Regions from separate parts of the Homo sapiens genome. Here region 1 is linked to region 2. Evidence: read pairs that join two places in POLR2A ChIA-PET (ENCODE). Cell type or tissue: A673. All regions are shown on one strand. Each heading gives the region's core, and the rest is flanking DNA. Links, peaks and the distances in the headings are about the cores only.

Region 1 (4,315 bases), core at 316-4,315, 220 kb before region 2:
CTGCCTCTTTCTTTCTGGGTCTCTGACTTGTGAATTAAAAGGTAGTAGTTAGAAGTGCAGTGTCTGAGTAGGGCATGGTGGTGTGCACGGGTTGTCCAGAACTTTGGGAGGCTGAGGCTAGAGGATCACTTGAGGCCAGGAGTTCGAGACGAGCCTGGGCAACATAGTGAGACTGCCTCTACAAAAATTAAAAATAAAAAAATTAGCAGCTGGGTGCAGTGGCTTACGCCCATAATCCCAGCACTTTGGGAAGCTGAGGCGGGTGGATCTCCTGAGCCCAAGAGTTCGAGACCAGCCTGGCCAACATGGTGAAACCCTGTCTCTACTAAAAATACAAAAAAAAAAAAAAAAAAAAAAGGTAGCTGGGTGTGGTGGCGGGCACCTGTAATCCCAGCTGCTCAGGAGGCTGAGGCACAAAAATTGCCTGAACCTAGGAGGTGGAGGTTGCAGTGAGCTGAGATTGAGCCACTGCACTCCAGCCTGGGTGACAGAGCAAGACTCTGTCTCAAAAAATAACTCAAAAAATAAAAATAAAAACAAATTAACCAGGTGTGGTTGTGGTGCAGCCTGTAGTCCCAACTACTCAGAAAGCTAAAGTGGAAGGATCTCTTCAGCCTGGGAGGTTGAAATTGCAGTGAGCTGTGATTATGCCATTGCATCCCAGCCTGAGAGACAGAGTGACAGCTTCTCTTGGAAGAAAAAAAAAAAAAAAAAAGAAAGAAGAAGAAAAAAGAAAAGAAGTGCAGTGTCTGTAGCCTCAGAGTCTGAATTTAGATCCCAGCTCTGCCTGTTTCTGTGTGACCTTGGGCAACTCACTTCACCTCTCTGAGCCTCAGTTTGCTCATCTGTAAAAACATGATAATAATACTGCTTTGTGGCCAGGTGTGGTGGCTCATGCCTGTAATCCCAGTGCTTTTTGGGTGGGAGGATCGCCTTAGTTCGGGAGTTCAAGACCAGCCTAGGCAACACTGCAAGACTCTGTCTCTACTAAAGATTAAAAAAAAAAAAAAAATTAGCCAGGCACGGTGATTGTAGTCCCAGCTATTTGGTGGTCTGAAACAGAAGCAGGAGGATCAGCTGAACCCAGAAGTTCAAGGTTGCAGTGAGCCTTGAATTGTGCCATTGCACTCCAGCCTAGGCAACAGAGGGAGACCCTGCCTATAAAAGAAACAAACAGGCCAGGCACAGTGGCTCACACCTGTAATCCCAGCACTTTGGGATGCCGAGGTGGGCGGATCACGAGGTCAGGAGATTGAGACCATCCTATCTAACACAGTAAAACCCTGTCTCTACTAAAAATACAAAAAATTAATCGGGAGTGGTGGCACATGCCCGTAGTTCCAGCTACTCAGGAGGCTGAGGCAGGAGAATCACTTGAACCAGGGAGGCAGAGGTTTCAGTGAGCCAAGATCGCGCCACCGCACTCCAGCCTGGGCAACAGAGCGAGTCTCTGTCTCGAAAAAAGAAAGAAAGAAAGAAAGAAAAAAAACCTCCCAAATCAAACCAAAGCAAAAAACATGGCTTTGCCTCATAGGGAGACTTAATGAGGCATTCAGAACAGCGTGCAAATAGGGAGTGTCATTTAGTGTCAGTGCTTGTTCCTTAGCCTCACTTTGCCCTGCTTCCATCTCTCTGCAGTGCCCTTCATCTCTTGCATATTCTCTCTGATATCTCGCTGCTGTCTCCTTCTTCCTTCTCCTCCTCTTCTTCTTCTTCTTCCTCTCCTCTCCCTCCTCCCCCTCCTCCCTCTCCCTCTCCCTCTCCTTCTTCTTTTTTCTTTCTTCTTCTGACAGGGTCTCACTCCCGTCTCCCAGGCGGGAATGCAGTGGCGCAATGATACCCCATTGCAGCCTCGACCTCCCAGGATCAAGCAATCCTCCTGCCCCACTTTTTGACTTTTTGTAGAGTCAGGCCTCACTCTGTTGCCAGGCCGGTCTCAAACTCCTGGGTTCAAGCGATCCTCCCGCCTCAGCCTCCCAAAGTGCTGGGATTACAGGTGTGAGCCACCTCACCTGGTCCTGCTGCCTTTTTCTCTGTCTTGGTTTCTCTGCCTCTCTGGCTTCAGGTCCTCGCAGCCTTTACCTTCAAGCCTGTCTCCAGGATACAATTTGTCCCACCCTAGCCACCCTAAAGGTGAGGGCAAAACTAGCCAGTGTCTCCATCTCTGCAGCCAGCTCCCTTCTCCCCATCCTAAATGACTCTCATTCTCACTTTAATTCAGCCAAGACTGGTTTGAATCTATTACAATGTACTAAGAAATGATACAAAAAGCCTAGAAAAGGGCGTGCCATAGAACAAGCTCTGTGGGTACAAAAAGACATGCCACATCTGCCTCTGCCCTGCAGACGGGGCACAGATTGGAGGGATGGGGGAAGGGCACGCGGCAGGCACAGCATGCAGGGAAGACAGCGTGACTGCCAGAGGGATGAGGGCAGACTGTGGACCAAGAAGGGGACGTAGCAACCCGCATGGGCGGGCCTCATCGCTCACAGGCGAATCTGGAAGGGCCGGGGCGTTAGCGCGGGCGCAGGCACAGCTGGAAAGGCCGCGGCAAATTGCCAAGACCTGAGCTGAGTGGGGTCAGGTCGATGTCCTCGGGCGCACCCAGCGGCTGCAGCGAAAAGCTCTGCAGGATGGCGGTGAGGTACAGAAAGAGCTCCATGCGCGCCAGCGACTCTCCCAGGCACAGACGGCGCCCTGCAGGGGTGGCAGGATGGGGAGCGGCGGTGAGATAAGATGAGGTTAGAGGCTGCAACCCCACATTCCCAGAGGAAAACATAAGAGGAAAGGAAGACAGCAGCTGGGGACGTCACAGATTCACCCATGTAAAGAACTGGGAAAGATGCTTTAAACTGTGGAGTGGAATGACCTGGGCTGCTTGGGTTCGAATCCTGGCCCTGTCACTACTAGTTTTGTGATCCTGGACAAACCACACGTTCTGGATATTTAAAATGGGGATATGAAGGCTGGGCGTGCTGGCTTAGGCCTGTAATCCCAGCATTTTCGGAGGCCGAGGGAAGAGGATCCCTTGAGCCCAGGAGTTTGAGAGCAGCCTGGGCAACACAGCAAGATCCCATCTCTACAAAAAAAATTTTAAAAATGTGCAAGGTGGCACATGCCTGCAGTCCCAGCTGCTTGGGAGGCTGAGGCGAGGGGATCACTTGAGCCCAGGAGATCAAGGCTGCAGTGAGCCATGATCGTGCCACTGCCCTCTAGCCTGGGTGACAGCAAGACCCTGTCTCAGAAAGAAAAATAAAAGGAGGGATAGTAATAGTGCCTCATGAGGCTGCTGTGAATGGTAAACACAGGGAAAGCAGTGAGGCTGTAAGTAGCTTACCATGGGCCATGCATTACTCTGAGCATTACATCGCAATTAATTCTAACAACTCCAAGAGGCAGGCCTTAGTATTATCTCCATTTTATAGATGTGGACATTGAGGCACAGAGAAGTGGAGTAACATACCCAAGGCAACACAGCTAGGGGGTGACAGATGGGATGCAAACCCTGCTGGAATCTGGGCCACACATTCCCAGAGGAAAACATAAGCTCTTAGCTGGGCTCTTGTAGAGGCAGCACTTGACGCACAGTAGGCAATATGGTAAGTTACCTATTATTATGCCAGTTTTTTGTTTTTTCTTTTCCTGCCACTGAGTAAAGAGGGAGTTTTTCAGCAGGGTAAAGAGGAAAGCCAAAAAACAAACAAACAAAACAAAAACCCCTAGAACCACCTCAACTGCGCCACCCAGTGGAGAGGTAAACAATGACCACTCCCAAGTTCAATTTTTTTTTCTTTTAAAATTTTTATATATTTTTTATTTTTGGCTAGTCAGTATTTTTTATTTTAGAGAAAGGATCTCGCTCTGTTGCCCAGACTGGAGTGCAGTGGCATGATCATACTCACTGTAACCTCAAACTCCTGAGCTCAAGTGATCATCCCACCTCAGCCTCCCAAGTAGCTGGGACCACAGATGCACACCACACCACATCTAGGTAATTTTAACATTTTCAGTAGAGAAAGGGTCTTGCCATGTTGTCCAGGCTGGTCTTGAACTCCTGGCCTCAAGCGATCCTCCCGCCTCAGCCTCCCAAAGTGATGGGATTACAGGTGTGAGCCAATGTGCCTGGCCCAAGTTAAATAATAATTATTATAATTATTATTTATTCATTTTTTGAGATGGAGTTTTGTTCTTGTTGCCCAGGCTGGAGTGCAATGACATGATCTTGGCTCACTGCAACCTCCGCCTCCCGGGTTCAAGTGATTCTCCTGCCTCAGCCTCCAGAGTAGCTGGGATTACAAACATGTGCCACCATTCC
Region 2 (4,389 bases), core at 289-4,288:
CAAGAGAACGACAATACAAGCTACAGACGGAGAGAACATATTTACAGGGCACATACCTGATAAAGGACTTACATTCAAAATACACAAAGAACTGTTAAAACTCAACAATAGAAAGCAAACAACCCAATGAAAAGTGGGCAAAAGATCTGAACAGACACCTCACCAAAGAAAATATACACATAGCAAATAAGCATACGGAAAGATGCTCCACATCATATGTCACTAAAAATTTCAAATTAAAACAATAATGATATACCACTACCCACCTATTAGAATGGCTAAAATCCAAAACTGATCACCAAATGCTGGCAAGGAGGTGGTCCAACAGGAACTGTCATTCATTGATGGTGAGAATGCAAAATGGCGCAGCTAATTTGGAAGACAGATTTGCAGTTTCTTGCAAAGTTAAACAGATTCTTACCATGTGATACAGCCATCAGGCTCTTTGGTATTAACCCAAATGAGCTTTATATCCACACACAAAAACTTATATCCACACAAAATCTTACACAGAAATGTTTACAGCAGCTTTATTCATAATTGCAAGACTTGGAAGCAACCAAGATGTCCTTTAACAGGTGAATGAGGAAACAAACTGTGGTACATCCATACAATATTATTTAGCAATAAAAAGAAATGAGCTATCAATCTATGAAAAGACTGGGAGGAACCTTAAATGTATATGGCTCAGTAAAAGAAGCCAGCCTGAAAAGGCTTCATACTGTGTGATTCCAACTATATAATATTCTGGAAAAAGTGAGACTGTGAAGACAGTACAAAGATCAGTAGTTGCCAGGAGTTTAGGGAGGAGGGATGAATAAGTGGAGAATATGGGATTTTTTCTTTCTTTCTTTCTTTCTTTCTTTTTTTTTTTTTTGAGACGGAGTCTCGCTCTGTCATCCAGGCTGGAGTGCAGTTGAGGATCTCGGCTCACTGCAAGCTCCGCCTTGCCTCCCATTCTCTCCTGCCTCAGCCTCCTGAGTAGCTGGGTCTACAGGCGCCCACCACCACGCCTGGCTAATTTTTTGTATTTTTAGTAGAGACGGGGTTTCACTGTGTTAGCCAGGATGGTCTTGATCTCCTGACCTTGTGATCCGCCCCCCTCAGCCTCCCAAAGTGCTGGGATTACAGGTGTGAGCTGCTGTGCCCAGCCCATTTCTGTTGTTTTTTTAAGCCACTCAGTTTGTGGTACTTTGTTATATGTACCTAGGTTCCTAGGCAGCCCTAGGAAGCTAATAAATCCATCCCTGGATAAACTGATAAATAAAAGGTGATATATCCATACAATGCAATTTCGTTCAGCCACAAAGAGGAATGAAGCAGAACTTCATGCTACAACTAGCATGAACCTTTAAAAAAGTATTAGTGAAAGAACGCAGTCAGAAAAGACCACATAATATATGACTTAATTTATATGCAAGTCAGGAATAGAGAATCTAGGCCAGGCATGGTGGCTCATGCCTGTAATCCCAGCAGTTTGGGAGGCCAAGGCCGGACGATCATTTGAGGTCAGGAGTTCAAAACCAGCCTGGCCAACATGGTGAAACCCCATCTTTACTAAAAATACAAAAATTAGCCTGGCGTCGTGGTGGGTGCCTGTAATCCAAGCTACTCAGGAAGCTGAGGCAGGAGAATCTCTTGAACCTGGGAGGCAGAGGTTGCAGTGAGCAGAGATTGTGCCATTGCGCTCCAGCCTAGGCAACAGAGCGAGGCTCCATCTCAAAAAAAAAAAAAGTGAATCTACAAAGAAAAGTAGATTCGTGGTTGCTCAGGGCAGGGAATTGACTGTGGGGGAAAAGGGGTAAGACCTAGAAGGTATGAGGTTTCTTGTAGAGGTGATGAAAATGTTCTAAAATTGACCATGGTGATGGTTGCAGTATTGATTAATACACCCAAACCCACTTAATTGTACACTTTATGATCTGTAAGTTATATCAATAAAGGCTTTTTCAAAAAGAAAAGAAACAAATATAAAGAAAAAAACCTCACAGTAAAGAAAATGTCCTCTCTGACTTGTAGGTCTTGATTAGTTCTAGGAAGAAAATTGATTCACCTAGTTTCTGAGAAATGTTTACTCTAATTAAATGAATTACTTCCAGGGGATAGCAGGAGTACGGATTCCCTCTAACCTGCCTCATACTTCCTGGTGTTACCTAATCCACCTGGGCTTCCTCCATCACAGTCCTCCACATTCTACTCCGTGCTTCCTTCATCAGAGCTATGCTGGGCTATGCTGGGCCGTCACTGTAAAGGATGGAGCACTCTTCCCTGCTGGGCTGTGAGCCCTATGTGGTGAGTCACTGAGCTTTTCCTGGTCACCATTATGTCATTAGGTCCTTCCGTGGGCCCCTTGGAAGGACCCGATGTGTGTTGAATAACTACAATGTCTTAGATTCTCAGAATTTCTAGGAACTTTTTTTTTTTTAACAGAATCTCACTCTGTCGCCAGGCTGGAATGCAGTGGTTTGATCTCAGCTCACTGCCACCTCCACCTCCCGAGTTCAAGCGACTCTCCTGCCTCAGCCACACGAGTAGCTGGGACTACAGGCACGTGCCACCACATCCAGCTAATTTTAGTATTTTTAGTGGAGACGGGCTTTCACCATGTTGGCCAGATTGGTCTCAATCTCTTGACCTCGTGATCCGCCCACCTCGGCTTCCCAGAGTGCTGGGAATACAGGCGTGAGCCACCGCGCCAGCCTCTAGGAACTTTCTAATAGGCTCACGTCATAAATAGAAATGAAGGCTATTTTGAGGACCTATAGCTCTTCTGTGCTTTACCTAAAGAGAGATCAACAATTCTCTCTCCTGCTTATTCTTTTTTTTTTTTTCCTTAAGACACAGTCTTGCTCTATCACCAGACTGGAGTGCAGTGGCGTGATCTCAGCTCACTGCAACCTCTGCCTCACAGGTTCAAGCAATTCTGCTGCCTCGGCCTCCCTAGTAGCTGGGACTACAGGCACGTGCCACCATGCCCGGCTAATTTTTGTATTTTCTTGGTAGAGACAGGGTTTCATCATGTTAGCCAGGCTGGTCACGGACTCCTGACCTCAGGTGATCCACCCGCCTCAGCCTCCCAACGCCCTGGGATTACAGGCGTGAGCCATCGCGCCCGGCCTGCTTTATGTATTCTATTTGCAAGTAAGATCATTTTAAAAAACGTTTCACAGCTAAAAATGTTTGATGCCCATTGTACTGTGTACTTGCGAGGTGTGTTTGTAGCTCTGAGATGCTGCATTTATAGAAGGGGGTGCCAAGGCTTTAATGATGTGGGTTTGTATGTTGGTGTCTGTGGTGGGCATAGGGATGTGCTACTTGAATCTTCATTCATGGAGAACTTTCCAATCAGCTTCAATAAGGGCAGTGAGCTGAGAGTCTCCAGTTGCAGCACCATTAGGACCCACCTCAGTGTGGAGCGGAACCCATGCTTTTCCAAGGAAGCCCCAAATAGTAATTAAGGACTCTGGGATCCAGGGCATGACCCTATCTGTCCAACATAAACCATCCCCAACAGCATTTTTCTCTGGATTATGGGTCTGTTATCTCTGCCTGGTGGTCTTGGCCTGTCTCTGTCCAATCCTCCTTCCTTCCTTCTTTTCTTTCACAAGTGTTGGATCTGCATCCTGTTCTGAAGACTTTTCTGCTACCAGTGTCATCTGCTTCCTTCCTTTTTGGTCTTTCACATGCATTACCCTCCTCCCTCCAATAAAATGATGGACCCCTAACTCCGTCTAAATCTCAGCTTCCCGGAGGATCTAATTCCCATAATGTATATAATGGCATTTATTGTTTGTTTGTTTGTTTGTTTTGAGACAGTCTCACTCTGTTGCCCAGGCTGGAGTGCAGTGACACTATCACTGCAACCTCCACCTCCCAAGTTCAAGTGATTCTCATGCCTCAGCCTCCTGAGTAGCTGGGATTACAGGGATGCACCACCATGCCTGGCTAATTTTTTTTCTATTTTTAGTAGAGATGGGGTTTCACTGTGTTGGCCAGGCTGGTCTCGAACTCCTGGCCTCAAGTGATCTGCCCACCTTGGCCTCCCAAAGTCCTAGGATTACAGGCGTGAGCCACCATGCCTGGCCGCATTTATTGTTTATTATACACACAGTCTCAAAACTCTTTTCTGATTTTCTGAGTACCTCCTATTGTGTGGCTCTTGATCAGGGACAAGGCTTTGCCTCCCACTACAACAGCTGAAGGAGGTATTCATTCTTCCTCACCTCACCTTGAACCCTAAGGTTTTAACATGTGGCTAGATGTCTGGAACTCTTAATCATGAGGATGTGAGACAAAAACACAGACACAATCAGGAAATCATCTATAGTGGCATCAGTGGGTCTAGAGTCCCATGGCAGTACCCAGGGGGTGGGTCAGGTGTTCAGTACC

The links. Peaks named below come from ENCODE experiments on the same cell type or tissue, not always from the same donor. Only the 100,000 strongest peaks of a DNase experiment are listed, where the experiment ranks them.
Region 1: POLR2A ChIA-PET joins it to region 2 with 5 read pairs; 2 of 35 experiments call an interaction of 5 or more read pairs at or near these places.

Annotation. Positions count from the first base shown.
Region 1 is chr19:41,126,283-41,130,597 of GRCh38, reverse strand. It overlaps CYP2F1 (cytochrome P450 family 2 subfamily F member 1), which reads right to left. Exons shown (of 10, transcript NM_000774.5): 10 at 2,217-2,697. The coding sequence ends at 2,516. Among named protein-coding and RNA genes, the nearest start is that of CYP2F1, 14 kb to the right of the region's middle. In A673, for the core only: a CTCF peak has its summit at 3,746 (motif pointing left); a DNase peak (open chromatin) is centred at 2,517.
Region 2 is chr19:40,902,902-40,907,290 of GRCh38, reverse strand. No RefSeq gene overlaps it. Among named protein-coding and RNA genes, the nearest start is that of CYP2A7, 23 kb to the right of the region's middle. In A673, for the core only: no CTCF peak of the experiment used is centred there; no DNase peak of the experiment used is centred there; H3K27me3 peaks cover 866 bases.